2 separate regions of the Homo sapiens genome follow, and region 2 is linked to region 1. Evidence: chromatin loops called from intact Hi-C (ENCODE). Cell type or tissue: PC-3. All regions are shown on one strand. Links, peaks and the distances in the headings refer to the core of each region. The heading gives the core; the rest is flanking DNA. Region 1 overlaps RPS6KA5 (ribosomal protein S6 kinase A5). Region 2 overlaps RPS6KA5 (ribosomal protein S6 kinase A5).

Region 1 (15,862 bases), core at 6,071-10,070:
AAAATAATAGAGGTAGTAGATTATGAACAAAAACAGCCCTTCACAGATCATCTGAACAACCTTTGTGAATGACTAGGGTTTCCTGGGTACTATACTTTGTAAAAGAAAGTGTAATTAATTTATAACCTCTTTTAATTTCCTATGAAAGTTAATTCTGTGTATCAAAAAATAATTCCTTATCTTCTTAGTGTAGCAGCAAATATAGATAAGTAATATATAAATATAAAGCAAATATAAATATAGATATAATCTAGTATATGAACAATGCTTTTGGAAAGCTGGGCTTGTACATATCTCAGTAAATAAAAAAGGATTCCTAATAGTAAGAACCAGGAGTAATTATTTTTGACACATGACTCTTTAATAATCTCTTAAGCTTTTTTACATAATAAAATAATAGAATTTAACATTAGAAGAGAGCCAAATCATTGTTTCAAAAGTGGTTGTCTCTTATGAGTTTGGCTTTTTATAAAATCTACTTGACATATTAAAGATAAGCCATCGTTTATTTTAGAATACTACCTATGTTTTTGATATTCATTTTAGATCTATACTGATGTCAATGTGAACTCTAGGCTGGGCCATGTACATTGACTTGTTCTTACTATAAAATTATACATTGATAGTAAAACTCTTAAAAATAGAAAATAGAATGGTGGTTCCCAGGGCTGAGAGAAGAGGGAAGAGGGCAATTGTTGTTCAATGGATATAGTTTATTTTGCAGGATGAAAAGGTTCTAAAGATCTGTTGCATAACAACGTACATATGGTTAACAATACTGTATACTTAAAAATGGTTAAGGTGGTAAATTTTATGTTATGTGTTTTTGACCACAATTTTTAAAAATTTTAAATTATGAGTTTAGTTAAACTTTGGAAAGACATTGAAATTATTTATGCCCCAAAGCTTTTCATTCTAAAAGTTGTTAGTTGAGTTTTATTTTCTTAAAGTTGTAGTCCCAAAGCATTAATTTATTTACAAACACTTATACTGCTTATTGGCACACAGCAAGCACCATATAAATTTGATTCATTTAATCCTCATTAAATTCTATGTAGTGGGTATTATTTTGTTTTCTGTCATTTTATAATGGCCATTTTCTAATATACAGAGAATTTGAAAGAATTGTATGTTGAATACCCTTATACTCACTACCTAAATTCTGCAATTAATATTTTGTTGTATTTGCTTTTGACGTATGTGTTCATAGCTATATTTATTTATAAATTTATCTTATTTTAAAAAATGCATTTCAAAGTAAATCACAGATATCAGTATGCTTTGAGGATAGGTGTTTTTATGCCCATTTTACATTATTGGGAACTGAGACACAGACAAGTAATTTGTCAAGGTCACACAGCTTTTAAGTGGCATAATTAGGATTTGGATCAAGCCTTTCTTAACCACTTCTACAGAGTACTAGTTCACATAATGTTAATAGATACTACCTTAAAAAGTAATTTTGTGGTTAAATCCACAAATGTAGTATCTTTGTCTTGATCTACATGCATATTTTCATAATACAGGATCTGTAAGGTTCAGCAGTAAAGAAATCGTTTAACTTTGTTTAAGCCAACCATTTCCACATTTATTCTACCAAAGCACTCTGCTCCCCACATCTCCCCCTAACAGAACACCTATTATAGGATAGGACTAGAATTCAATGGAATATGTTATGGAAAATGCTAATTTATAAGAGATCCTAATTTTATTTATTCAAGACAATATATCTTTGAAGAGTTTATATTTTTAAACATAGTCCTAGAATTTTAGAGCTGACAGGGATCCTAGAGTTCATTGAGACCAACACTTTCATTTCAGAGATGTAGTAATGGAGACATAGAGTATTGAAGTGACGAATGCATACTATATCGTGTCCAGGTATTTAGTGGCAGAAATGGAACTAGAACTTACCCTAGAACCTGGGGATGGCATTTAATAGATACTCAGTAAATGTTTGTCGAATCATAAATACATCTTCTCAATCCATCCAGTTTTTTCCCCACTATGTATCTATCTACATATTAGAATTTTTATTTATTTTTGGAGTATATTGGTCAGTAGAGAGTCTAATAAACACTTTAATTTATGTTAATATTTGGTACAAATGATATATATAGTTCCTAAATTCCAAAAAAAGTTTTATTGTAATGCATAACATACAGAAATTTATGCAAAATATGCTATACTGTTTAACAAATAATTATAAAGCAAACCCTGGTTAATCACTCAAGTCAAGAAATAGAGCGTCGCTGGTACACAAGAATCCCCCAGGAGCCTCCTTCTATTGCTGACCCTCTTGTTTTTTTTTTCCTCTTTTTTTCTTTTAGCTAATTTGACAGGACATGCTGAGAAGGTGGGAATAGAAAATTTTGAGCTCCTGAAGGTCCTAGGAACTGGAGGTAAGTCTTAAGTTAATTATATTTAAGGAAAAAAAAAAGTACTTATTATTCCTATGATGAAGGATTGATATCCCCAATACAGAAATTAAAATTTAAAAAGCATGAGGAATCCATTAGGAGAACTGTCAAAGAACATGAACAGACCATTCATAGAAGCACAAAAGGCAAAAATAAAAAGAATTGGCAAGGATTTAGGGAAACCAATCCCTTTTACCCTGCTGTTGGGAATGTAAATTAGTTCAGCCTTTACACAGGACACAATATTTTATTTTATTTTATTTTTTTTGAGACGGAGTCTAGCTCTGTCGCCCAGGCTGGAGTGTGGTGGCGTGATCTCAGCTCACTGCAACCTCTGCTTCCTGGGTTCAAGCGATTCTCCTGCCTCAGCCTCCTGAGTAGCTGGGATTACAGGCGCCTTCTACCACGCCCAGCTAATTTTGTATTTTTAGTAGAGACGGGGTTTCACCATGTTGTTCGAGGCCAGGTTGGTCTCGAACTCCTGACCTCAAGTAATCCGCCCTCTTCTGCCTCCCAGAGGGCTGGGATTATAGGCATGAGCCACTGCGCCCAGCCAGGACACAATATTTTAAAAAATCACTAACATTGATAGAGTGCTTGTTAGATGCCAAGTACTCTGTGGAGGGCTTTGTATTGATTGTCTTATTCAATCTTTGTTCAACTCAGTTGATACTCAATGAACGTAATTTGTAATAATGAAAAACCCAGGACTGTTTAGAAACCCAACAATAGGGCTTTGGTTAAATGGAACATGGATCTCTATGTTCTATAATGTATATAATAGATTAAAATGATCTACTTTTATTTAATATTTTGGAAAGCTCTCCAAAATAAGTTTTTAAAAAGCTACAGAAGAGAATGTACAATATACAAAACATTATATGAATAAATATAAATATCTACATGTGTATATGGATATGGAAAATATCTGCGTGTATATTTGTATGCAGAAAAATCTCTAGGTGCCCGGGCGTGGTGGCTTATGCCACCACAGCACTTTGGGAGGCACTTTGGGAGGCCAAGATGGGAGAAGCCCTTGAGGCCAGGAGTTCAAGACCAGCTTGGGAAACATAGTGAGACCTCATCTCAACAAAAAATAAAGAAAATTCTCCGGGATGTACATGGTTATATACACTAAAATCTTAGTGGTAGCGGGATTTTACATGATCTTGGTTTTCTGCTTTGTAACTTTCCTTTGCCTTCTGAATTTTTGCTACCACCGCTTTCGCTGCTCAGAAATCAGGGCTGACTTAAGGGGGATGTGACCTATGCAGTTGTAGAGATCCCTGCATGTAGAAGAGCCCCATGTTTGGTGTAATGCTCTGCTGTCACTGTTCTGAAATTATTAGTAATTCATGAACAAGGCACCCGCATTTTCATTTTACACTAGGCCTTGCCATTTATGCAGCTTCTTGTCATGTGTATGTTTCCTACTCAGTTCTCTCCCTGTCCTGGACTGTGTTGCTCTGCAGCCACCGCTGCTGTGAGAACTGGCTTCTGTCATTTTTCTCCCATCAGGTCAAGATACAAAGGAGGCCTTTAACTCTTCCCCTCCCCCTCCTCCTCCCCATTCTCAGCAGGCCTAGATCTCTTTTCCTGGAAGACCAGGGAGAGCATCAGAGGACAGACCATTTTTCTTCCCCGCTGCAGTTTAGCGTCACACTCTCAGGGACCTGAGTGTTCTAGCGCCTGACAGGATGGATTACACCTGTCCATATAAGGGTATCTGCCCATCCCTTCCAAAATGCCAAACATTATAGCAAGAAAGAAAGCCTTTCTCTTGGGGCCTCTGTAATCAATACCAGCCACTTCCCTAGCTTCATGTCTGTTTGTTTTTTTGTTTTTTGTTTTTTTGTTTTTTTGAGATGAAGCCTAGCTGTGTCGCCCAGGCTGGAGTGTAGTGACTCGATCTTGGCTCACTGCAACTTCTGCCTCCTGGGTTCAAGTGATTCTTCTGCCTCAGCCTCCTGAGTAGCTGGAATTATAGACATGCACCACCATGCCCAGCTAATTCGGGTTTCACCGTTTTGACTAGGCTGGTCTTGAACTCCTGACCTCGTGATCCACCCTCCTCAGCCTCCCAAAGTGCTGGTATTACAGACGTGAGCCATCACGCCCGGCCTGCCTCATGTCTAAGTTCGCTTATGTAAGCTGTCTTTAGGTCATTTAGTAATGAGCCTTCATGTCTACGGCCCTGCTGTATGAGGTCTTTATAACCTCCCTGAGTAGTTTAGCATGCCATATAGGCCCAATCTTTACAGCTACCAGTGAATAAGCAAAATGAATAGTTTATTCCCATCAACTAAGCATGTTATTGTCAGAAATTTAGTGTAACTGTCAACTTGGAGATGTTATTGTACATTTCCACCTTCAAATAATTTGTTCAAATGTATTTTTTAAAAATCCAAGCTCTACCCCACTGTATTCCTAAGAAATCATGCTTTCAAAATATCAAAATAATACCCTTTATTCCTACCTTTGTTTCCTGTTTCAAAGGCAATATCTACTCAAAGGGGAAAGAGGATCACAGTTCTGTGGTGACTCAGTTCCCTTAAAAATAGTGCTTTGTGACATCTGGTCAAAAGTTCTTAAGGTTGATATATATTATAGATTGTTTTTATAATAGCTGTTTTATCTGCATGTTTTTATCTGTTTTGTCTGTATGTGGCTTTCTTGGTAACAACTTTATTGAGATATAACTCACGTACCATATTGTTCCATCATTTAAAGTGTGCAATTCAGTGGTTTTAGTATATTCACAAAGTTGTGCAGCAATTTTATAACAGTCAGTTTTATAACATTTTCCTTACTTCAGAAAGAAACCCTGAACCCTTTAGCTATTAATGCCCAAGCAAGCTCACCATCCTCCCCAGTCCTAAACAACCACTAACTGACTTTTTTATCTATATATTTGCCTCTTCTAGGCATTTCATATAAAGGTAAACATACAAATGTGTAGTCCCTGGTGACCAGCTTCTTTCACTTAACATAATGTTTTCTAGGTTCATTCATATTGTAGTACACATCACTACTTCATACTTTTTTTTTTTTTTTTTTTTTTTCAGACAGAGTCTCGCTGTGCCACCCAGGTTGGAGTGCAGTGGCGCAATCTCACAGCAACCTCCACCTCCCTGGTTCAAGTAATTCCCCTGCCTCAGCCTCCGGAGTAGCTGAGATTACAGGCGCACACCACCACGCTCGGCTAATTTTTTTGTATTTTTAATAGAGACGGGGTTTCACTATGTTGGCCAGATTGGTCTCGAACTCCTGACCTCAGGCGATCTGCCCGCCTTGGCCTCCCAAAGTGCTGGAATTACAGGCGTGAGCCACCCTGCCTGGCCAGTACTTCATACTTTTTATGACTTACTGTTTCATTGTACAGATATACCACATTTTGTTTCTCTGTTCATCAGGAGATGGGCATTTGGGTTGTTTCCATCTTTTGGCTGTTATAAATAATGCTGCTTTGGAGACTAGCCTGGGCAAAATAGTGAGACTCCCCATCTTGCCAAAATTAAAAAATTGGTTGGGCATGGTGTGATATGTGCCTGTATTCCTAGCTACTTGGGAGGCTGAGGTGGGAGGATTGCTTGAACAGGAGTTTGAGGCTGCAGTATGCCATGATTGTGCCACTGTACTCCACCCTAGGCAACAGAGCAAGACCGTCTCTCTAAAAGATAAACAAATACATGAATATAATGCTGCTATGAACATTCATGTACAAGTTTTTGTATGAACATATGTTTTTTTCATTTTCAGGTACTTTATAAAAAGTCATGCACACTTTTAAATATTTTGAATACAAGGTTCTATAAATTCTCTCAAGTTCTGTTTAAAGTAATCTTTGAAGTGAGAATGATCTTCTTCCTTTTTTACTACAGGTCAGGTTAAATAATTTTAAAACAGGAAGAAATCTGAATGGTCGTCTTCCTTTTTTACTACAGGTTAGGTTAAACAATTTTAAAACAGGAAGAAGTCTGTGATAGAAAAATATTATATGCTTATACTTTAATCATAATCTATATTGCCTGAAGAGTTCATAGTGTCTTGGCATGTTTCTTGCCATCTGCCATTTATTTAGATGGCAGAATTCCATCTAACTCATCTATAATTCAGTAATGTAAAATTGCCAGAAAAATAGGGTTTGGGTAAACAAATTTTCTTAGTGGGTTAACTTATGCATAGCAGTTTCTCAAATATTTTTGAATGAATGGATGAGTATACTTATTCCATATAATAAGGGATCTCTATAAAGATCCTTGAAAATTTGAAAACAAATTGCTATTCTTATTTGCAATGTTTACCTGACTTTCCATGCTTTAGAGATTCTTTTTTCATATTAAAGTTTTAGAAATGTCAGTTTTTATGTTTTTTATCAAAAGCAAAACGTAGTAAAAATATTAGTACAATTGATCAAATGAAACTACTGTTTATATACTTTTGATTAACCCAATTATTATTTATTTTATTTTAAAAATAGATTTATAGCTGTTTTTAAAAGAAAACGTTATCTCTGAGATGATGTTTTATTCTAGATATGGTCAAAGCTAAACAACTTTAATCTGTAATAACAGATAACTTCTCTATAGCAAAATAGACATAGCATCTACAGAACTTTCAAGGACACTATTAAAATGTAATATTAATGATTAATTTCACCATTGAATTTTATAGTACATAACAAGAACCATGAGACTAATCCTATTCATTGATCTGTTAATTTAATGCATGCAGGCCTGGTGCAATGGCTTATGCCTGTAATCTCAGCACTTTGAGAGGCTGAGGTGGGAGGATCAGTTGAGCCCAGGAGTTCAAGACTAGCCTGGGCAACATAGCGAGACTTCATCTCTACTGAAAAAAAAAACAAAAAAAAAAACAAAAAAAACAAATTAGCCTGGGCTGTTGTGACACTCGCTTATAGTCCCAGCTACTAGGGATGCTGAGGTAGGAATATCTCTTGAGTCTGGAAGGTTGAGGCTACAGTGAGCCATGATTGTGCCATTGCTCTCCAGCCTGGGAGATAGAGCGAGACCCTGTCTCACTATAGTTTTGAACTTCTGGGCTCAAGCAGTCCTTTCACTTCCACCTCGTGAGTAGCTGAGACTGCAACCATGTGCCAACACACTCAGCTTGCTTGCTTATTTACTTATTTAGTAGAGACAGGGTCTCGTTATGTTGCCCAGGCTGGCTTCAAACTCCTGGGCCCAAGTAATCCTCCTGCCTTGGCTTCCCAAAGTGCTGGGATTACAGGCATGAGTCACTGCATGTAGCCACAATCATTATTAAACCTCTAAAGTGCTAGATAAGGAATTTTCCTTACTCTTGCCAGGTATCTATGCAGTTGAGTAGTCTTTCTATCAACTGCTTAGATTACCTGGCAAAAGTAAGGAAAATTCTTAAGCTTGAAAAAATAAAATGGGAGCAGGAATTTAGAGAAGCAAATAAGCTGCCTGAGGGCAGAAGTTATGCTGGAGAAATCCACCAGTGAATTCCGAGCTAGTTCTTTGGGTTTACCATTTTCATACTTCATATATAGGAGACAGCTTCTAAGGCACTCAAGCGGTAGAGAAGGCTACTGCTCAGTAAAACAGTAAATGAGAAAATAAAAATCTAGCCTGCAAAGGGAGATAGAGGGGAAACTTTTCTGGCTTAGCATTGGCTTCGGGTGAAGGAAACAAATAAGCAGTAAAAGCCTTCCGTGAGTCATAACCTTAAACCAAACATCATACAGGTTTGCAACTTCAGTTTGTTATCCACTTATGTGATTTAAAAAAAGAAAAATCCTGGCCAGGCACGGTGGCTCGTGCTTGTAATCACAGCACTTTGGGAGGCTGAGGCCAGCATGGGAACACCCCATCTCTACTAAAAATACAAAAATTAGCCAGGCGTTGTGGCGGGCACCTGTAATCCCACCTACTGTGGAGGCCAAGGCAGGGAGAATTGCTTGAATCTGGGAGGTGGAGGTTGCAGTGAGCCACTGCACAGAGCAAGACTCCGTCTTATATTAAAAACAAAACAAAACAAAAAACCACACACAAGCAAGTATGAATTTAGTTTATTCTACTTATGAATTGGTAGTGTTCCCAACAGCACTAGCAAAGCAAATGTAAATCTTCTCTGGAGGATTTACTTAGATCTTAAGGAAATAGCAAAGAAAGTTTTACAGACATGATTTTACTATCAAAAATTACAAACACCAGCCGTGTGCGGTGGCTCACGCCTGTAATCCCAGCACTTTGGGAGGCCGAGGCAGGCGGATCATGAGGTCAGGAGATCGAGACCATCCTGGCTAACACGGTTAAACCCCGTCTCTACTAAAAACAAAAAAAAATTAGCCGGGCATGGTGGCGGGCACCTGTACTCCCAGCTAGTTGGGAGGCTGAGACAGGAGAATGGCATGAACCCAGCAGGCGGAGCTTGCAGTGAGCTGAGATCACACCACTGCACTCCAGCCTGGGCGACAGAGTGAGACTCAGTCTCAAAAAAAAAAAAAAAAAAAAAAAAAAAATCACAAACATCCAAGAAGCAAAGCACTATGAGTGAAAGAAGTGGAAACAACAAATAATAGAATTAGACCTAAAGAGACTGTTGGAATTATTAGATATAAAATATAAATGTGTATGTTTTTAATTAAGAAGAGATTTGATTGTAATATTACGGAATAATACATGCTAAAAAAATGACCAGACAGATTGGAGAAAGAACCAGTAGTCCTTCTAGGAGTGAAAAAAAAACAATTCAAAGTATAAACTTAATGGATGCTTTACTGGTAGATGAGATATAGCTAAAGAGAAAATTATTGTGGATTGGAAGATAGATTTGAAGAAAATATGCAGAATATAGAATGGAGAAAAAAGAGATAGCATATGAGAGGACTATTAAGATATAGAGGATAGGCCGGGTGTGGTGGCTCACAGCTGTAATCCCAGCACTTTGGGAAGCTGAGGTGGGAGAATCCCCATCTGTCTGGGCAACATAGTGAGACCCTGCCTCTAGAAAAACAAACTAACTTAGCTGGGCATGGTGGTGCATGCATGACTGTAGTCCTAGCCATTCAGGAGGCTGAGGTGAGAGGGTTGTCTGAGCCTGGGAGGTTAAGGCCACGGTGAGTTATGATCACATCACTACACTCCAGCCTGGGTTGTCTCAAAAAAAAAAAAATAGAGAATAGATAGAGAAGATACAACATTTTTCTAATCAGACTTTCAGAAGGAGCTTATAGAATGAGTAGAGGCACTGTTCAAAGAAATAATAGCTGGGAGTTTACAGGATTAAACGTGAATTTGCAGAGAGCAAATACAAGTACTTGCATACAAGTATAAAGAAATTCTTATGTAGATACATCAGAGAGAAACTGATGAACATGAGACAGAGAAATACCTGAAAAGCAGTCAAAGAGAAAAGACTTATTTATAAAGGAACAACAATTAGTTTAACAGTGGACTTTACAACAGCAACCCTGGAAGCCATGTAAAGTGGAATAATATCTTCAAAATGCCCAGAGAAAATAACTGTTAATCTACACTTGTATACTCAGCAAAACTGTTTTCCCTAAGTGTGGCAAAAAGACACTTGTTGTTGTTGTTGTTCTTTTTGAGACGGAGTCTTGCTCTGTCTTGTTGTTTTTTTTGAGACGGAGTCTTGCTCTGTCACCCAGGCTGGAGTGCAGTGGCACGATCTTAGCTCACTGTAACCTCCGCCTCCTGGGTTCAAGTGATTCTCCTGCCTCAGCCCCCTGAGTAGCTGGGACTACAGGCTCATGCCACCATGGCTGGCTAATTTTTGTATTTTTAGTAGAGATGGGGTTTCACCATATTAGCCAGGCCGATCTCGAACTCCTGACCTCATGATCTGCCCACCTCGGCCTCCCAAAGTGTTGGGATTACAGGTGTGAGCCACCACGCCCAGCCAACATTTTCAAACATACAAAAGCTGAGTGAGTTTTCTACCAATAGGTCCCCTATGAGAATTTTAAAAGAAGTAGTTTTAGGAAGAAGGAAAATAATCCCTGGAGAATTTTCCGAGATGCAAAAAGAATTACTGAACAAACAGTCTAAAGCATACTGACTGTGTAAAGCTCTCGTCACGATGTCTCATTTGTGGAGTTGAAAAAAGAAAACTGAAAAATTGGACAAAATAGCATTTAATTTGGGAGGTGACAGGAGTTAGTTTCCTGAAGTAATGTTCCTCAAAGTTTAACATGCACAGTAATCTTGAAATGTGTAAATTACCAAACTGATTGAAAAAAGGTGTGAGAAACCTACATAGTCCTATAACTGTTAAAGAGATTGGTCAGTAAGCAAAAATCCTCTTGCTGGGAAGACACTCAGTACAGTTTTAAGAATGAGTTCTGCCACACATTCAAGGCATAGATAATTCTGATCTTCCACAAACTCTTTCAGAAAACAGGAAAAGGGGGATTATTTCCTCCAACTCATTGTATGAGTCCAGTGTAACCTTGATTCCAAAAAACACACTAGGACAGTATAAAGAAGGCAGATTATCAGCCCATTTTATATATGTGAAATTTTTAATATCAAATTTATATAGTCAAACCTTGTGTGTATTTTCTTTCAACACATTGAATACTTTGACTCATTATCTATTATACATCTGCACTGAGTAGTTTGGTTACAGGCCTTGAAGACAATTCTGTAAAGGTAAGGAAACAGTTTACCTGTAATGTTTTACCTTTGTATTTCCATTTTGTGTGTGTGCACTGTTTTATAATGGATCAGTTGTCAGCCATGGAGACTGCTTTTCCTTTTTGCCAGCTGACAGTGTAGTCTCTTATGAGAAGATGGGATAACTAAGAAATGTCATTGTAAGTATATCTGCCTTTAAAAAATCACAGTTTTGATGACTAAATGGAGTAGGTGGAAGCTTTTATAATGAATATAATAAAATCTCAATTTTTATTCAAAAATTTTACCACTAATCTTTCAGTTTCATTACCTTTTTAAGATAAATTTTTTTCAGCACTACTTAGAATAATAGGAAAGACTCATCAGATGTCTTCATGTGTCATGTAAGGTTTTCTTTGGAAATGAAACTGAAAACTCTTCTGATGAATTAATTTCTATATATTTAAACTAGAAAAAAATGCTATTCATCAAATATCTTGAAGACTGTGGAATATTTGAATATCAAAGATTTACTTTTTGACACTTAAATACATCTAATATGCATAAAACTCTTTTTTACTCAGATTGACTTGCTTCTCTTGAACTATCTGGTTTCCTTTGGCCTATCACTAACCTTGATCAGTTTTCTGAGCTAGAAACTTTTAAATAATTTTGGATTCTTTTTGGATTCTTCTCTATCTATTTTGACCTCTTTATCTCTCTTCTTTTTTTTTTTTTTTTTTTGAGATGGAGTCTCACTCTGTCACCCAGGCTGAAGTTCAGTGGTGTGATCTCAGCTCACTGCAACCTCTGCCTCCCAAGTTCAAGCTATTTTCCTGCCTCAGCCTCCCGAGTAACTGGGATTACAAATGTGCACCACCATGCCCGGATAATTTTTGTATTTTTAGTAGAGACAGGGTTTCACCATGTTAGCCAGGCTGGTCTCAAACTCCTGACCTCAAGTGACCCACCTGCCTCGGCCTTCCAAAGTGTTGGGATTACAGGTATCAGCTGCTGCGCCCAGCCCAGCCTCTTTACTTCTATTTTCTCACAAAGTCCTATAATTTTCCCCTTAAAGTGATCCTTGGATTTACCTTTTCTGGGCCTAAGAACGGAAAGTGCCATCACTCATTTTACCTTATGCATGGATTCTTTCAAGGGGTGTCTTAACCTGTCTGCCTTTCTGTAGGCTCTCTTCCATTTGTGCATTTTAATATCATATGCTGTTATACGTAATATACAGTCTTGCTAAAATACAACATTTTCGTGCAGTTTTTCTATTTAAGAACATATACTGCATTTTTTCCCATTTAACTATTCAAGCCCAAATTCTTGCCTTGCTTTCAGTTTCCCCTGTCTTTTTTCGCCCAGCTTACCCTGATATTCTGCCTACTTTCTATTTTTTTCCCCAACTTTTATTTTAGGTTTGGGGGTACATGTTCAGGTTTGTTACCTGAATAAATTGCCTGTCGCTGGTGTTTGGTGTAAAAATGATTTTGTCACCTAGGTAGTGAGCATAGTACCCTATATGTAGTTTTTCAACCATCACCCTTCTCCTACCCTCTCCCCTCAAGTAGGCCCTAGTATCTATTCTTTCCATTTTTATTTCCATGTGTACTCAATATTTAGCTCCCACTTATAAGTGAGATCATTTTCTTTTCCTACATCAGTTTGCTTAGGAAAATGGTCTCCAGCTGTATCCGTGTTGCTGCAAAGGACATGATTTCATTTTTTAAAATGGCTGCATAGTATTCTGTGGTGTACATGTACCATATTTTCTTTATCCAGTCCACCATTGATGGGCGTCTAGGTTGATTCCATGTCTTTGCTATTTTGAATAGTGCTGCAGTGAACATGCAATGAACATATGAGTACATATGTCTTTTTGGTAGAATGATTTATATTCCTTTGTGTATATACCCAGTAATGGGATTTCTGGGTTGAGTGGTATTTCTGTTTTAAGTTCTTTGAAAAATTTCAACTGCTTTCCACAGTGGCTGATGTAATTTACATTCCCACTAGCAGTGTATAAACATTTTGTTTTCTCCACAACCTCACCAGTATCTGTTATTTTTTGGCTTTTGAATAATAGCCCTTCTGACTGGTGTGAGATGGTATCTCATTGTGGTTTTTATTTGCGTTTCTCTGATGATTAGTGATGTTGAACATTTTTTCATATGCTTGTTGGCAATGTGTATGTTTTCTTTTGAGAAGGATCTATTCATATCCTTTGCCCATTTTTTAATGGGATCGTTTGTTTTTTGCTTGTTGATTTGTCCGCCTACTTTCTAGTCCACTTTATTTTCCTTCACTTGCCTACAATTATGTGTACTTTTCCACCCTCTGATGCCCTGCCTTATCTTGTCCCCCCATTGGTAGTGCTCATCTTTTTTTCCACCTGTCCAAATCCTGCCCAAATTGCTTTATTCTCTGAATTGTTGCACTGAGAGCCCTCCATAGAGAGCATAGCACTGACTTGTTCTCTGAATTTTCCTTCACATCTGCAATCTTTCCTCTGGATTGTAAGCTCTTACGATCATCCCTGTATATTTTTCCAACCCTGTTGCCCTGTCCCCCTACCTGCCCATAATCCAGCATTGTGTGAAGTATAATAATAGTCTATCAAGTATGTCATTTATGCTGTTGTCTTTAGCATTATTCTTCAGATTGATACCCAAAAGCCCAGGAAATATCTTTGGCTCATCTTTTAGAATTTGTTTGATGATGAAATTTTGGGTTATTTTGGGGAATAATGATTATATTTTTATTTCTTTTTTAATCTCTCTGCTGCCTTCCTTTTGACCATTTTGCCTTCTTTGAGATATCTGTCCAAGTATGGGAGAAGAAAATGTTTAAATGTACCTGTGGGTGTGCATTATCAGTAATTCTAATAATGAAGTGCAGCATGAAGGTCTCAGCTAAAGACTTTAGTATTCTCTGAATTTTCTTTTTTTATCATAAATGGTCATGTACTTTGAAGAGCTGATGTCTTGTCTTACCATGACAAAAAGGAAAAAAGAAAAATTTTGCCATGTAAGAGTAAAGGATGCAGCCAAGTTGATTCACTCTTCTGGTTTTGGTGCTTTCACACGGTTGTAGAGTACTTGAGTATCGAGGATGACGTAGAAGACTCAAGTTTGCATCTTGACACTCTTGTTGTTTACTTGAGTTTCTTGAGTTAATCATATGAACTCTGTGAGCCCAAGTCCCTTTGGCATAAGTTATTATAATAATACCTATCTCACAATGTTGTTATAAGTTTAATGAGATAATGGATATGAATTGCCAATTACTAGATAACCATGGGTTATGGTTATTGAACAGGGAACTCCATTGTAAAGCTGTAACCTAAATTGAAAAAACAAAATTATTTAGGACTTACTCATAAGAAGAGATTATTTATTTATTATTTTATATAGTCACTTACTTTATTAGCATCTCTGGGAGTAATTTCAACTAAAGTGATATTTTTAATAAAAATTTAACAAGTGAGAAAATACCTCATAAATGAGATGTTGCTAATTGCAATTTTGTTAGCATTTACAAGAAGTTGATTTGTATGTTACCTTAAGCATAACATGTCAAATGGAAAGATTATATTTCTTTGTTATTTATTTATTTATTTATTTTTTTGAGATGGAGTCTTGCTCTGTTGCACAGACTGGAGTGCAGTGGCATGATCTCAGCTCACTGCAACCTCCGCCTCCCGGATTCAAGCAATGCTCCTGCCTCAGCCTCCTGAGTAGCTAGGATTACAGACGCCCGCCACCATGCCTGGCTAATTTTTGTATTTTTAGTAGAGACGGCGTTTCACCAAGTTGGCCAGGCTGGTCTCACCTGACCTCAGGTGATGCACCCGCCTCGGCCTCCCAAAGTGCTGGGATTACAGGTGTGAGCCACCATGCCCAGCCTCTTATTTGTATCAAACAAATGTATTCAAGCATCTTAGATTCTGAACCATCTTAGTGTAGTATAGGTTAACATTCCTCTCCTAAGATATACATGATATGAGTAATAAAATGTTTTGATTGCCTGACACATAATAAATGCTATGTAAGTTTTAGCTATTTTGTTTTTCAGTTTTAGCTATTATTGGGGAAGCTGAAAGGGAATGTAGTTCAGCTTCTAAAAGAGCTGATGTAATACATTACCAAGCTTTCAGCTTAGCTTTATACATAAGTGAATGTCATTTCTTAATGAGTATTTTTTGTAAAGCCTAAAATGTGTCCTGCAGTAAATAGAGAAATAACAACCACCAAAGGTCTTCCTGGTTTCAGGCCTTGCTGATGCATTTATTTCCATTCTAGAGCCAGAATGATTTTTCTGATGGGCAAATTTGATTATGTCGCTTCTCAATTTAAAACCTTTCAGTTCATTCCCGTTGGTCTTGGGATTCATTCATTCATTTGTATTTACCAAGAGGCAGACACTGTTCTGGGTGCTGGAGATAAGAGTAGTGAGTATTAAGTATGTATATGTTATACACACACACACACCATACAACATAGAACCTTGTAAATGGAATAGTATGGAGCTGGTCTTCATGTAATGCAGAGTTATTTGTGAGTTTATGAAACCTTGGAGTGAGTGCTGGCAAAGTATAGAAATTCAGAGGGCCTTGCTTATGATAGTGTCTAATGAGCAGTAACCATTTGTGTCTACCTTGGTCCCTGGTGTCCTCTTTAAGAAGTTCACTTTTTCCTTATGTGGATATCCTTTGTTGTTGTTGTTGTTGTTGTTGTTGTGGCTGCTGCTGCTGTCATCTAATCAACAGCAGATCTTGTAAGTTTGCTCTGTGGAAATACTGTTTTTCCAGTT
Region 2 (15,862 bases), core at 5,513-9,512, 55 kb after region 1:
TGTCTATTACCTAATATAGATTTTTGGAAGTGCATGTAGACAATTCTGGAAAATAGGGTATCTGTTTACAGGTGACTGGCAATTATTACAAATGAAAGGATGGGACTTTGTGTTTTGTTTTGGTTTTGGTTATTGCAGTGGCTGATGTTTTGGTACTCCAGAGTAGGTTAAGTATGCATTATATGGTTATGGCAGAGGTTTCTGATATGCTGTATTTGAGAAAACATATTTAAATATATGCAGATTTTAGTAATAGTTTTAATGGCAATACTCTTTGCAAACTCATTTGATTATATTTAAGGTAATCATTATTTTGCGAAACTGTATTGCTATCTGAATCTAGAACTCTATCTACATGATACTGTATGCTAAATTGTATATAGCAATATATTAAAATCAGTGCCTTATGGTGAATCCAAAGTGATTAAAAGGAAACACTGCTTTTCATTTATGAATGCATGTTTAAGAAAGAAAAATGTATTTCATTTTTAGATTATATAAATGGTGGTGAACTTTTTACTCATCTTTCTCAAAGAGAGCGTTTCACAGAGCATGAGGTGCAGATTTATGTTGGAGAGATTGTGCTTGCCCTCGAACATCTCCACAAGGTAAGACTCTTCATTTTTCAGGTTTCTTTTCTGAAGTCTGTTAACTAAGGTAATAATGGAGCTGGAAGAGCTAATGTTTTTACATGTTATTGTCTTAGTGGAGATTATGAAAGCATACTTATAGAACATTACCAATTTTCTCAATTTCATAATTCCGTTTGAAAAAATCTACTTTCCAATTGTACTTGCTATGATAGAGATTAAAAAGAACCTAAGCAGGTTTTGGCTTTTATCCTGAAAAATCCTAATGCTTATTTGTTACAAAGTATCATTATAATAAAAGCTTTTAATTGTTAAAATAACCAATAAAATGAAACCATCAGTCATAATATGTATTTCCTTCATTGTAATTTACTGCATTGCAGACTCTGCCTGTACATCTTCAGGGTGTATCCTGATGAGGTTGGAGAGTAAGAGTTATTTCCCACTCGCACTCTGGCTTTCTTTTCCATTTGTTTTGTCCCTGACACCGTCTCTTGCTCCCACTCCCTCTCTCCTCCATTGTCCCCAGGTAGGATGAACTCTTACTAAAAAACTTTAAATGGAATTCATGTCTGTGACCCTATGCAAACTGTAACAATCAGTTTAAACTGTAAGAAATGTTATTGCAGATAACCATTAATCTTGAGCCAAGAAATTTTCACTCGGTTTTTTGTTTTACTTAATGAGGAAACATTGTAGAAGCAGTCATTATGTAGACTGGGCTTGTGTTTTTCCTCAGAGACAGAAAGTACTCAAGTAATTTTTAAATTAGGACAATTCAGGTACATCATGAAGCCACCCTTCCTTGTCCTGTTATATTCAGGTCCTACACTAGTTTAAGATAGAGATTGAAATGCTGATTATGGAGCATAGAAAAGAAAGGAGAGAATTGAAGGGAAAAGGAAGGATGAAGGATGACATTTCTAAAGGGGCAGGCAGCAAGGTGGAGGTAACAGGTGGGTGAGGCCGTGAGAATAAATTATGGTAAGATGTAAGAAAAAAAGAGATCAGGAAAAGGGCAGATCCAGCCCAGAGGAGAAACCAGACCTGCCAGGTGAAGGGAGATGGTTCAAGGGTAGGAATCTTAGGGAGACTGAATGAAAAACGTGTGAGAACAAGCAGGGAAAGAAACCTTTGGTAATGGGGGGGTTGAGGGGCAGGGCTGCAGCACAATGGAGAGGAAGGGGAACGAGGTGCAGTCAAGTAGGCACTCAAACTGAGGTAGCAGAACAGACACTTGGACTTCTTTTCATGGAATTATTGATATGGTAACAAGCTTTAAGATGATTTTTGTGGGATATAAGATAGTTAAGACATTTTCATACAAGAAACTATTGGACCCAAGAATATGCTGCAAAGAAAGACCTTTGAAATTTATGATTTAGGGCAATTAGTTTATAATATAAAAATGATGGTAGAAATCATCATAAATATGAGTAAGAAACAAAATGAATAGCTCCAGTGAGTAAGCTAGGAAGTCCAGTGTAGTGGTGCAATCTTGGCTCACTGCAGCCTCCACCTTCCCAGGCTCAGGTGATCCTCTCGTGTCAATCTCCCGAGTAGCTGGGACCACAGGAACGTGCCACCACACCTGGCTAAGTTTTGTATTTTTTATAGAGATGAGGTTTTGCCATATTGCCTAGGTTGGTGTTGAACTAGACTCAAGCAATCTGCCCGCCTCAGCCTCCCAAATTACAGGCATGAGCCACTGTGCTTGTCCGAAAATCCGGTTTTTAATTTATGTGAAACTTGCTGATTGTCAAACACAGAAGTAAATAAAACAATGAATGTTGGATATAACTGCAATTGATATGGAATGAGAGTAATATAGTAAATGAACTCTTGGTTAACCTTCTCTTAATCTTACTACCCTAAAAAGATACAGATAAATATAACGCAAAGCCAGCAATGTTAATCTTGATAAAGCTACTAACATTGAGTTTCACAGGAAGAGGCAAAAATGGATGTTTACTTGCAAGTGATGAGGTGACGCAGATAGTAAATTATTTGTTTCTAAAATCTTTTCTAAAGAGGTTGTTTTTTAGGAAAAAGCATCTCCTGGTTGTTAGATGCATATAATGCTCCAAGTCAATGTCTGTTCAATATAAGCTCTAGACATTTTCCTTCCTGTCTGTCTTGTAGAACACTGGGGCTCTTAAAGGAAAATTGCCTAGTACTTTTGTGTTCTGTTGTGTTGTGTTGATACAGGGTCTTACTCTGTTGCCCAGGCTGGAGTGCAGTGGCACGATCACAGCTCACTGCAGCCTCAACCTGCTTGACTGAGGTGATCCTCCTACCTCAGCCTCCTGAGTAGCTGGGACAACAGGCATGCGCAACCACACCTGGCTAATTTTTGTATTTTTTGTAGAGACAGGGTTTTGCCATGTTGCCCAGGCTAGTTTCAAACTCCTGAGCTCAGATGATCCTCCCATCTTGGCTTCCCAAACTGCTGGAATTACAGGCATGGGCCACCCACACTTGTCCGTTTTTTATTCTGTTCTTTTAAAAAAAAAAAAAATAGAGACATTGGGTCTAAAAATAGACATATGGTCTCGCTCTGTTGCCCAGGCTGGAATGCTATCATAGGTTGCTGTGGCCCCAAACACCCTGAGCTCAAGTGATCCTCCTGCCTCAGCTTCCCGAGTAGCTCTAGGACTACATGTGTGCCACCACACCCAGCTAATTTTTTTTTTTTTTGAGATGGAGTTTTGCTCTTGTTGCCCAGGCTGGAGTGCAGTGGCACGATCTCAGCTCACCGTAACCTCCACCTCCCGGGTTCAAGTGATTCTCCTGCCTCAGCCTCCCGAGTAGCTGGGATTACAGGCATGTGCCACCACGCCCGGCTAATTTTGTATTTTTAGTAGAGTCGGGGTTTCTCCATGTTGGTCAGGCTGGTCTCGAACTCTTGACCTCAGGTGATCTGCCCACCTCGGCCTCCCAAAATGTTGGGATTACGGGCGTTAGCCACCACTCCTGGCCCAGCTAATTTTTAAAATTTTTTGTAGAGATGGGTCTCACTGTGTTGCCCAGGCTAGTCTTGAACTCCCAGATTCAAGTGACCCTCCTGCCTCAGCCTTCCAAAGTCTAGGGTTACAGACATGAGCCACTGTGCCTGGCCCCTAGTGTTTTTCTGTATGCAATTTTGATTTCCATTTTAAGAGATTATTAAGAACTTTCTCATATTCTTAGCATTGAGGAAAACAATATTTCTAAGTTTAGAAACATTTAATTCAGGCTGACATAACTGAAAACATGAAACAGAATTCATGCAGATCAAGCACCTCTTATATGAGTTGGATAGATTATTTGTTATATAGCTGAAGTGTTTTGCTATAGAACTTACAAAAAAGTAAGTTTTATAAATGCAAAGTAAAACAGAGGGATCTATAAATGTTACTTAATTGATTTTCTTTGCTTATTTAGAACTAAAGTTTGAGCCTAGTGCAGTGGCTCACACCTGTAATCCCAGCTACTCTGGAGGCTGAGGTGGGAGGATGGCTTTAGCCCAGAAGTTTGAAGTTGCAGTGAGCTAGGACCACGCCACTGCACTCCAGCCTGGGTGACAGAGTGAGACCCTATCTCAAAACAACAACAACAATAACAACAACAAAAAACAACTAAAGTTTGAGTAAAATTAACCTATGATCTTCAACCTTTATGTTTAAGAGCCTGTTAATCAACAATTCTTTATAAATTTCCTATTTTATACATGGTGTGCTGCACAAATACCTATAAATACATAAAAAGTGAAAAAAAGAGTTAGAGTATAGGTATATAAAGACAAGTAGGAAATAGCTAGAAAATATCAGTCATGTATAGGTAAGTACAATGTAAACATAGGTGTTGTAGGATGAAAAACAAGGAAATGACAGGGGATCTGGTTAGTCAGGAGAGTCTTCTGAAGCCGTTAGGAAGTGATGGACAAGAATTGGCTATGAAGGCACCTGAAGGTCATCTAGAGTGAGAGTGAACTAGGAAGAATAGAGACATGAAGAAGCACGAGTCAAGAGGGAGGCCCTAAAGAAGCTGACCCAACAAGGTAGACCCTGTGCACAAGGAGAACAAAGACGTGGTTGGAGAGGTCCAGAGAACGCAGCAGATAAAAGAATTTCCATTTTCCCTGACCAATCACCAAGAGCCATTACAGGATCCTGAGGAGGGAAATGCCTTAAAAAAAAAAATAAATAAATAAAGGTAGACGAGAAAGACTGCCCTAATTCATTTTTTTGTAAATTATTTTAAAATTTATATTTCTTTGTTTTTGCAGTTGGGGATTATATATCGTGATATTAAGCTTGAGAATATTCTACTTGATTCTAATGGCCATGTGGTGCTGACAGATTTTGGTCTGAGTAAGGAGTTTGTGGCTGATGAAGTGAGTATATTTTAATTTGAAGTTAGTAATAACAGCATGTAAACAAGGATGAAAACTTAGCCGTAGAATAAACATTTAGCAGAAAACTGCCCTGTGAATTCTGAACTTTTGTGCAGATTTGTCCATGGAAAATGTAGAGATTTTTAGTTTAAAATTCGTATGGAGCCGTCCTGTTAAAATTGCGGTAAACCTTGATGGGTATATCAGAATTCCTATTTATTTAAAAAAGAAAAAAGACACTATGCATTTAACTTTCCCCATAAAATATGTAAAATATAACTGAAAAATCAAATAACTCTTTTGGCCCTTCAGGAGAATTATGGCTTTGATAGTGGCCAATAAAGAATCATAAAGCAAAGTACATACAGTTTACATTGTGGTAACAAAGTAGGACATGCTATGAAGGCCCTTTGAATTCGCTTGACAAGAATGACAGAGATCTACTAGACCCAATTTTTAAATAATATTGCTGGTTTTTGCTCAACATGAATTAAAATATGGTGGCTAATGTGCAGATTTTACATTTGGAGAACTTTAATTTTCAGTATTAATTAGAATTTGTTTAATATTACAAATGCATTTAATGACACTTAAAATTGTACATCTATTAGTTGTAATTAAGTACTGTTTATGTAATGGTTGTAATAGAAGTTACATTTATTTCTGCACTACTAGTTATTCAAGATAACTAAGTAAATTTGAATGTTAGTTTCGTTTCTATCTAGGAAATTGTTGGTATAGAATATGAAATCATACTAAAATTTTTGTAGTGAAGGACTTTGTTGTTATAAAAGACATCATTCTTGGATTCCAAATTAGGTATATCTATTTCTGATTGGTTTTTGGAGTATATTGCTAAAGCAGTCCTAGGTGAGTGAGATAAGTGCTGAAATTATAAAAATTAAAGATCCTAATTTTTTAATCGCATCTATATTCATTCAGTTTACTTATAAAATAAATATTTATTTATCCCCTCTACTATGCTGGGTACTGGACAATACAATAATAAATGAAGTGAAAATGATCTCTGCCTTCATGAAGCTGAAGTTATTACAGTAAATTGATCATCTTTGATACAAATATCGTAGTTATAAAATAGATGAATTTTGAGTTTACTTCTAAATTTGATTTTTAAAACTTTTTATGCCTTTGTAAAAATTTTAGTGATGACTTCAGCAAATTGTAGCAGATTAAATCTGTTTACCGTTGCCTCCTTAATAAATCCCACAAGGATAAAAGGAAAGGGATAAGATAGACATGCACTCCAAAGGGAAAAGAGAAAATAGCAACTACATTTTAGAAGATGGATGACAGTAACATGGGAAGCCTAAAAGCAGGCTCTCTGTACTTCTGACCCCCTAAAAAGGTTCAATAACTGGAGACAGCAGGTATCCCTCGAAGTAGGCATGCAAGTGATGCAGGACCCAGGAGGATTGATTGAAAGTCTGTGTAAGAAACAGGTAACCCCCAGATCCTATCTCTGCCCCTGTTCACATAGGCAGCTGTGCCTTCCTCACCCTAAGGGAAGACTGACAAGGTCTGTGCATTCAGGGACAATGGGCACAGCTAAGGATGAGGATACCATACAGAAAATGACAGGTATGGTGAAAATGGACACACAGAACTGTGCAAACTCCCTCGGCGGCTTTCTAGCACTTCACTGAGCACAGTGGCTTCCCAGGCAGGAGTCTGGAGGAGTTTTCTCTGAGAAGCCAAGAACAAAATCTCCATAGATGTTGTCAGTAATTTTGCCACTGAACTGGCCCAGCCAAATCTCTCTACAGAGAAGCCTGGGGCTTGGCAATCCCACCCGGTGCCACAGAAGCATGTTTGTAATGATGCCACATTTAAAAAAAATAGTTTTGTGACTGTATTTTACTATAATTAATTTCCTCTATAATGCTATCTATTTTAAAATATTATTTTGAGAAGGGGTCCACAGGCTTCAACAGACTGCCAAAGGGGTCCTTGGTTTGTAAATGTGTAAAACTCCCCCTGCATAGAGAGATTTGATGATCACTTTTATTTGCTCATTCCATTGATATTTGTTGAGGGCCTTCTGTGTGCTAGATCAGCAGTCCCCAACTTTTTTGGCACTAGGGACTGGTTTCCTGAGAGACATTTTTCCCAAAGACGAGGGTCGGGGTATGGTTTTGGGATGATTCAAGCACATTACATTTATCATTAGATTCTCATAAGGAATGTGCAACCTAGATCCCTTGCATGCACACTTCACAATAGGGTTGGCACTCCTAGGAGAATCTAATGCCACCACTGATCTGACAGAAGGCAGAGCTCAGGTGGCAATGCTTGTCTGCTGCTCACCTCCTGCTGTGCGCCCTGGTTCCTAACAGGCCGCAGACCAGTACTTGTCCATGGCCTGGGGGTTAGGGGCCCATGTGCTAGATGGTAGGCTAGGTTCTGGTAGTACACTCATTAAAAGAATCACTTAATAATTCCTCTGTTTATAGGTGTGTGTGGCAGATCATTTGGCAATAGATAGAAACAGACTTTGGCCCTGGGGAACAGCAAAATGTTAGGACTCAAAACTAAACAAACAAATAAAAATCAAAGTTGACCAGAGTTGCTAGGTCTTAATACAGTAATAAGCATTAGTCAGAAATGCTGTGTGACTGAATCAGCCAGGTCACTCTTCACAAGAGGAGAGTTTGCTGCTAGTCGTGTCAACAGCCACCCTTCAAGGGGATGATGGAGATCCAGTCAAATACCATCATCTTTGAGCACTTAGTGGTCTGGGTGCAAAAATGAAATAGGAGAGTTCAAGCTGAAGTAGAGGAGTAATTAGTAGGCGCCCTTATTTACTGAATACAGCCTCACTCTAGGTTATGTTAATAGTTTAACATTACTATTAAGCTTTAAGGGTTGCATATCTCTTTGATCCTTAGACTGTCTGCTCATTCTTCCTGTTAGCCCTAGAGGACATACTATCATGCTTGGCTTCAGGTTTAACTCTCAGGGCTCAGGTAGGAATTTTCCTTTGCTGAGTCCTCTGAAACTTGATCTAATGGTTCTTTGCTCCTCTGATTCCACCCAGCACCTATTTAGGAAGTTTCTCTATCTAGACCCTTTCTTACCTTAAAAATATTCCCATGAAACCATTTCTATTTTGATTAGCTTGCATTCCTTTTTGGTTTCCATGTCAGCCCCAACTCATATCAAAATACCATATTTTTTGGAACAAGTTTCTTTCTGCTCCATCCCTAATCTGCCTCCTTGGTTTCCAGGTTAAATGTGTATCTTTATGGTATGGTTTGGCTGTGTCCCCACCCAAATCTCATCTTGAATTCCCACATGTTGTGGGAAGGACCTGGTGGGGAGTTAACTGAATCATGGGGGCAGGTTTTTCTCATGCTATTCTTGTGATAGTGAATAAGTCTCACGAGACCTAATGGTTTTAAAAACGGGAGTTTCCCTGCAACAAGTTCTCTCTCTCTTTGTCTCCTGCTATCCATGTAAGACATGACTTGCTCCTTCTTGCCTTCCACCATGATTGTGAGACCTCCCCCATCCACATGGAACTGTAAGTCCATTAAACCTCTTTCTTTTGTAAATTGCCTAGTCTTGGATATATCTTTATCAGCAGTATGAAAACAGACTAATACAGTAAATTGGTACCACGAGTGGGGTGCTGCTGAAAATGTGGAAGCGACTTTGGAACTGGGTAACAGGCAGAGGTTGGAACAGTTTGGAGGGCTCAGAAGAAGACAGGAAAATGTGATAAAGTTTGGACCTTCCTAGAGACTTGTTGAATGGCTTTGAGTAAAATGCTGATAATGATATGGACAATGAAATCCAGCCTGAGGTGGTCTCAGATGGAAATGAGGAACTTGGTGGGAAGTAGAACAAAGGTAACTCTTGTAATGTTTTAGCAAAGAGACTGGTGGCATTTTGCCCCTGCCCTAGAGATTTGTGGAACTTTGAACTTGAGAGAGGTGATTTAGGGTATCTGGCAGAAGAAATTACTAAGCAGCAAAGCATTTAAGAGATGACTTGGGTGCTATTAAAGGTATTCAGTTTTAAAAGAGAAACAGAGCATAAAAGTTCGGAAAATTTGCAGCCTGACAATGCACTAGAAAAGAAAATCTTGTTTTCTGAAGAGAAATTCAAGCCAGCTGCAGAAATTTGCATAAGTAAGAAGGAGCTGGATGTTAATCACTATAACAAGTGGGGAAAATGGCTCAGGGCATGCCAGAGACCTTTATGGCAGCCCCTCCCATCATAGGCCTGGAGGTTTAGGAGGAAAAAATGGTTTTCTGGGCCGGGCACAGGGCCTCTCTGCTGTGTGCAGTCTAGGGACTTGGTGCCCTGCTTCCCAGCTGCTACAGCCATGACTAAAAGGAGCCAAGGTACAGCTCAGGCTGTTGCTTCAGAGGATGGAAGCCTCAAGCCTTGGCAGCTTCCATGTGGTAGTGAGCCTGTGGGTACACAGAAGTCAAGAATTGAGGTTTGGGAACCTCCGCCTAGATTTCAAAGGATGTGTGGAAACACCTGGATGCCCAGGCAGACGTTTGCTGCAGGAATGGGGCCCTCACGGAGAACCTCTGCTAGGGCAGTGCAGAAGGGAAATGTGACGTCGGATCCCCTACACAGAGTTCCTACTGGGGCACTGCCTAGTGGAGCTGTGAGAAGAGGGCCACTGTCCTTTAAACCTCAGAATGGTAGATCCACCAACAGCTCGCACCGTGCACCTGGAAAAGCCACAGACACTCAACACCAGTCTGTGAAAGCAGCCAGGAGGGGGACTGTACCCTGCAAAGCCACAGGGGCGGAGCTGCCCAAGGCTATGGGAGCCTACCTCTTGCATCAGCGTGACCTGGATGTGAGACATGGAGTCAAAGGAGATCATTTTGGAGCTTTAAGATTTGACTGCCCCGCTGGATTTTGGACTTGCATGGGACCTGTAGTCCCTTTGTTTTGGCCAGTTTCTCCCATTTGGAGTGGCTGTATTTAACCAATGCCTGTACTCCTGTTGTGTCTAAGAAGTAACTAACTTGCTTTTGATTTTAGAGGCTCATAGGTGGAAGAGACTTGCCTTGTCTCAGATGAGACTTTGGAATATGGACTTTTGAGTTAATGCTGAAATGAGTTAAGACTTTGTGGGACTGATGGGAAGGCATGATTGGCTTTGAAATGTGAGGACATGCCAGGGGTGGAATGATATGGTTTGGCTGTGTCCCCACCCAAATCTCATCTTGAATTCCCGCATGTTGTGGGAGGGACCTGGTGGGAGGTAATTGAATCATGGGGGCAAGTTTTTCCCATGCTGTTCTCATGATAATGAGTAAGTCTTGCAAGATCTGACTGTTTAAAAAACGGGAGTTTTCCTGCACAAGTTCTCTCTCTCTTTATCTGCTTCCATCCATGTAATATGTGACTTGTTCCTCCTTTCCTTCCACCATGATTGCAAGACCTCCCCAGCCACGTGGAACTGTGAGCCCATTAAACCTCTTTCTTTTGTGAATTTCCCAGTCTCGGATATGTATTTATCAGCAGTGTGAGAATGGACTGATACACTCTGCCTGCCTTCTCTTCTCTTTAACCTCTTCCTCTTTGACCATTTCTGTCACTGTTTAAGTAGACATAGTCTTTCCATCTTAAAATTTTAAAAATGGGGAGATGAATGGACTGATAAATAAAAAGGAAAAAAAATCTCAGAATACCATATTCCCGCCTAGCTATTGTCTCATTGTTCTCCTTTGTCAGTATTTGTCTCTACTTACTCACATGTCCCTTACTCCCTTATCAATTCCAATTCTGCTTGTACCTCCTTGCCCCCCTACCCCGCCACCATCTGCTGAGGCTGTTCTTGCCAATGTTACCATTGACGTGCATATTAATACTTTTTAGTTACTTTATTTGACTGCCTGGTAGTACTGAACTTGAAATCACCTCTCAGCTTGGCTCTGTGACACAACACCCACCTGACTTTCCTTCTCTCTCTCACTGCCTTTTGTTGGCTCTTCCTCTTCTACCTGAGGGTTCCCCTCAGCTCAGTCCTAGGTACTCTTCTTTTTTTTATGCTGTACTCTTCTTACATGCTGCTCATTCCCAGCCTTCTCTTGGCCAACCTTCTCTTCTGGGCTCAAGACCCAAATATGTGAATGTTTTATCTCCACTTGACACTTTCACAGGCTCCTCAAACTGAACATTTTCAAAACAGAAGTAATCTTCCACCAAAATCTGCCTTTCTGTCAGTATATCACAATTTTATATTATAAATTCTGGCCTCATTTGGTCTGGGAAATATATTTAATCTTCAGGAATTTACTTTTTATGTATGTTTGATGTTTCTGCTCATGATATTATACTTATCTCTGTATATATATTAATTTAGTAATTCAAAAAATCTTGGAGTACTTACCATTGCCAGGTATTGCACTAGACCCTACAAATATAATGGTGAACATAACAAATTCCTTACCCTCCTGAGCCTGTATTCTAGAGATATTTGTCAAATATTCATATAATTATTTCTGGGTTTTTTGTTTTTGTATTTTTTTTTTAAAAGATGGGGTCTTGGTCTGTCACCCAGCGTGGCAAGATCGGCTCACTGCAACTTCTGCCTCCTGGGGTCAAGCCATCCTCCCACCTCAGACTCCCAAGTAGCTGGGACTCCAGGCACATGCCACTATGCCCGGCTAATTTTTGTATTTTTTGCAGAGACTAGGTTTCACCATGTTGCCCAGGTTGGTCTTGGACTGATCTCAAAAAATCCACCTGCCTTGCTCTCCCAAAGTGCTGGGATTATAGGCATGAGCCACCAGGCCCAGCCCATATAATTATTTCTGGATAATGGTTTGCAGCCTAGACTACATACAGGTTAAAGTAAATTTATTTTAGAAACTTTAAAAATATTTTATGATAATAAAAATTTGCTACTTTTACTGTTCTGTTCTCAACCAGAAAATTCGATCAAGCTCTTGAGATTCTGAAAAATAACAAAACATCTCTAATTTTCAGGCTAATATATATCTTCCATAGAATTTTTTTGGTAGTACAGTTTTACAAACATTTGTTGAGTTCTTACTTCAAGTCAGAGAATCTGGTAGTTATTGGATATTTGATTTTAATGTTGACAACTTTAAAGACAGTTAAAAAAAGTGTTGGTAAAGTGATGATAGCTTCAAAATTGTGTCTGTTCATATTTATAAGCAAATAATGTCAAAAAGGACACGTGTTTATGCTTAAATATGGTATATGCATTCTGTTTTTATAATTTAACAGTGAGTGCTTGAAAATTTTCAAAACAGATCATTAACACGAATCCCCAGGTAGATAAATACAACTTTAAGGTTCAGAAGAAAAATAATATGTTGGCTGAACAGTACAGAGTATCTGTACTTAAAGGGAAAAGCCTATGGATTTATGACTGTTTCTCTCTTTCCAGAAGTAGAAAAATCTAACCTTGCTCAATTCAGATAATGTTATTTATTGATTAATTCTTTGGACAATGTAAGAGGCATTTTAGTTAGGGGGATCTTTTTCTGGTTCTCTATTTCTTAGCTTTAGGACATGAGGCAAGTCACTTCGTCATTAACCTCTCTGAGTCTTAATTTCATCATCTGTAAAATAATATTTATCATACCTAATTTATAGAATTATCATACAGACACAATGAATTAATGCTTGTGAAAGTACTTTCTAAAGTATAAAGCACTATATCCGTTCTATTTCTGAGAAGTACTGTTTACATTTCAGATTACTGTGAGCAAAATTAAAATATACCATTGAGAATTTAAAATTATTCTCTTTATTTTCTTTTTTGTAGTTTTAAATTACATCTTTCTCTAATAAATGCCTAGCTAATAGTGCCACTTTCAAGTTTCTGCTGTTATAATGTACGTATCTCAAGATGTGTAGGTAAGGGTCGGGCTCCATAAAGAGCGTGTTTGCATTGAGAATCAGATAACCTAACCCTAAACCAGCTTTTTAGTTACCTCTGTCTCCCTTCCTAATTGATTTGTACTGACATGTAGTCATGATTTTTTTTATTTGCATGTGTCCTGAAAATCTATTAGGTCTCTGATAATAAGCTCTATCAGTCATTTGCCAAAATCAGTGACTCTAGGATAATTTAGTTATTTTAAGGTAAACATTGAGTTGGAGGTGTTGGGAAAATAGGAGACCTAGAAACCAAAGTGTTACCCTGTTGCCCCAGTTCTTCCTTTCTTAAAACACTATTACACAATATTCAGATGCCAACACATTAGCTTGAGCCGTTCATTAGTGAGATTTTTTTCCCCCAGATATCTGAGCAGACCTTTGATTCCCCTCCAAAGGTTGGGGGGTAAATAGGGATTGCCTGCCAGCTGTCTGCTTCACAGATCCCTTTATAATTATTCTTATGGCAGAAATTTTTGGATCTACTAAAGTTTATTCATAATACGATTTTTTTTAAGGTAGATTCAGTGTGAGTAACAACACAGAACAAGCAGGGACAACTTTTGAAATGAGATTATTTTCACAGAAACTTCCAAGTATATATTTCATTTGTTCAAATAATGTTAAATATGTGTTTTTAAATTTACTTGATAACTATATTTAGCAGTCACAGTTTATTTTTATCTATTTTCTAAGAAAGAAAGGAAAATGATTCAGAACTATGCTGAGTGTCAGGGACTTTAAAGTCCATAAGGGCAAAAGATATCCTAGAATAATAAGAATTCATAAATGTGAATAATAAATGTTTATATTTTCCAAATTTCTCTTTAAATTTTTATGCTATAAAGCACAATAAAAATAGAAAATAATATAACTGAGTTTATGTGCCCACTCTTCACATTTTCAGTTATGAAAATTTTATAATTTTTTCCATTAATTCAGTGAATATTCATTGAATGTCTCCTGTGATCCAGGCACTGTTCTATCTCAGTGTTGAGATCTTGCAATGAATGAGCAAAATGGACACAAATTCTTCCTTTACACGGGGAGGCAGACAATAAGAAATAAGTATTTCTGTAGTATGTTAGATAGCAATAAGTTGCAAGAAGACAAGTATAGTAGGGAACAGGAATAGGGAATAGGGTGAGAAGAGGCTACACTTTGAAATCAAGTGGTCAGGAAAGGCTTCACCAAGGTGATAGTGCAGTAGAGACATGAAGGAAGTGAGAGAGTCAGCCATGTAGATATCTCAGGAAGGAGATTTCTAGGTAGAGGGATCAGCCAATATTAAGGCCCTTTAAGGTGGGGTTATGGAATGAGTGAGGGTTAGAGGCCGTTGTGGGCATACAGAATGAGTGAGAGTTACAGTAGTAGGAAAGAAGGACATGGAGGTGATCATATGGAAGAAGGATTGTACAGATTACTCAGGGCATTGAAGATCATTGTAAGGACTATGGCTTCTTCCCTGCACAAAATGGGGAGCCACTGGGGAGTTTTGAGTAGAAGAGTAGTGATCTCCTATTTTGGAAGAATAATTCTGGTTGATAACTGTGATAATCCTGTAGTGGGACAAGTGTGGAAACATGAGGTCCAGATAGAAAACTGTTGAAGTAATCCCAGCAAGAGATGGAACTGGCCTAGACTATGGAGTAGCAGATTTTAGGACTATTTTGACATTAGATCTAATGGAATTTTTTGATGAGTTAGATGTGGGGTATGAGAATTCAGAAGAAATCTAGTGTGGCCCCAAGGTTTTTGGCCAGAACAGCTGGAAGGATGAAATTTCCATCAACTAATATGGGGTAGGCTGCTGATGGGGAGCTATCTGGGGTTACAAGAGGAGAAGTTCAGCTGGACAGGTTAAGTTTGAGACATTTATTAGACACACAGCAGAGATGTTAAGCAGTGAGCTATATGAGTCTGGAATTTGGGAGAGAAGTCTGGTCTGGATCTATGAATTTGGAATTTGGAAAACAAGGTGGATTGTCTCAGAAGACAAGTGAAAAAATGTTTCAAGGTTGAAAATGATTAACTGTGTCAAATGCTATTGTTAGGTTAAATAAGATGGGGACTGAAGATTGAGCATTGATTGGCTCAGTTTTAACCTTAGGAAAGAGAATAGCAGTAGCCTTATTGTCTTCCACATATGTAGACAACTTGGGGTTTTCTGTTAAAAGGAATAGTGAAATTCTGTGAAGAGCATAGCAGAGGATGAAGTGAGGATGAAAAGAGGGTTTTTTCCCCTAAGATGGGAGAAATTACAGATGTCATACACTAGTTAGAATAGTCCTCAAAAGGAAGTGGGGTAGATACACTGATATCTACCACCCAAACCCAGATATCTATCTCCTATAATAATACAGCAGGTAAAGTGGGAAATTGCTGGAACACTGTCCTTGAGAAGGATAATGTCAAACGCACAAGTGAGTTTGTGCGTGATCATGCTACTAGTGCTTAACGAGTAGCATGGTCAGTTCATGCTTAGAAACTGAAGAAAGTTGAGTTACTAGGCACACATGTGGGTGGAGGTTAAGTGGTGTGTACTGGCAGCTTATAGAAGGTCTTCTGTTTTCTCACTGAGTATGAGGAAGGGAGTGGACACATCGAGGTTTTAGGAGAAAGGAGATGATATAAAATAACCAACTAACAATGTGGGAGAGTGAACGGATTAGGGAAATGAATGTGTTTGCTGGGTACTATTAAGACCCATGTGAGATTCCTGATCATGAATTTAAAGTGAAATTGCCTGGGCTGATGCCTGTAATCCCAGCACTTTGGGAGGCCGAGGTAGGAGGATCACTTGAGCCCAGGAGTTTGAGACTCAACAGCCTGGGGAACAGTGTTGGGCAACAGTGAGACCTCATTCCTATAAAAAAATAAAAAAATTAGCCGAGCATGGTGGCACGTGCCTGTATTCCTAGCTACTTGGGAGGCTGAGCTGGGAGGATTGCTTGAATCCGGGAGGCAGAGGATGCAGTGAGCCAAGATCATGCCA

Evidence for each region. Peaks named below come from ENCODE experiments on the same cell type or tissue, not always from the same donor. Only the 100,000 strongest peaks of a DNase experiment are listed, where the experiment ranks them.
Region 2: it touches region 1 in a loop (2.9-fold over the local background); 1 of 110 quality-filtered maps calls a loop at or near these places.

Annotation. Positions count from the first base shown.
Region 1 is chr14:90,987,628-91,003,489 of GRCh38, reverse strand. RPS6KA5 (ribosomal protein S6 kinase A5) reads left to right here. Exons shown (of 17, transcript NM_004755.4): 2 at 2,331-2,402. Among named protein-coding and RNA genes, the nearest start is that of RPS6KA5, 65 kb to the left of the region's middle. In PC-3, for the core only: no CTCF peak of the experiment used is centred there; no DNase peak of the experiment used is centred there; H3K4me3 peaks cover 927 bases; H3K27ac peaks cover 806 bases.
Region 2 is chr14:90,932,181-90,948,042 of GRCh38, reverse strand. It overlaps RPS6KA5 (ribosomal protein S6 kinase A5), which reads left to right. Exons shown (of 17, transcript NM_004755.4): 4 at 493-608; 5 at 4,858-4,965. Among named protein-coding and RNA genes, the nearest start is that of LINC02321, 110 kb to the right of the region's middle. In PC-3, for the core only: no CTCF peak of the experiment used is centred there; no DNase peak of the experiment used is centred there; H3K27ac peaks cover 365 bases.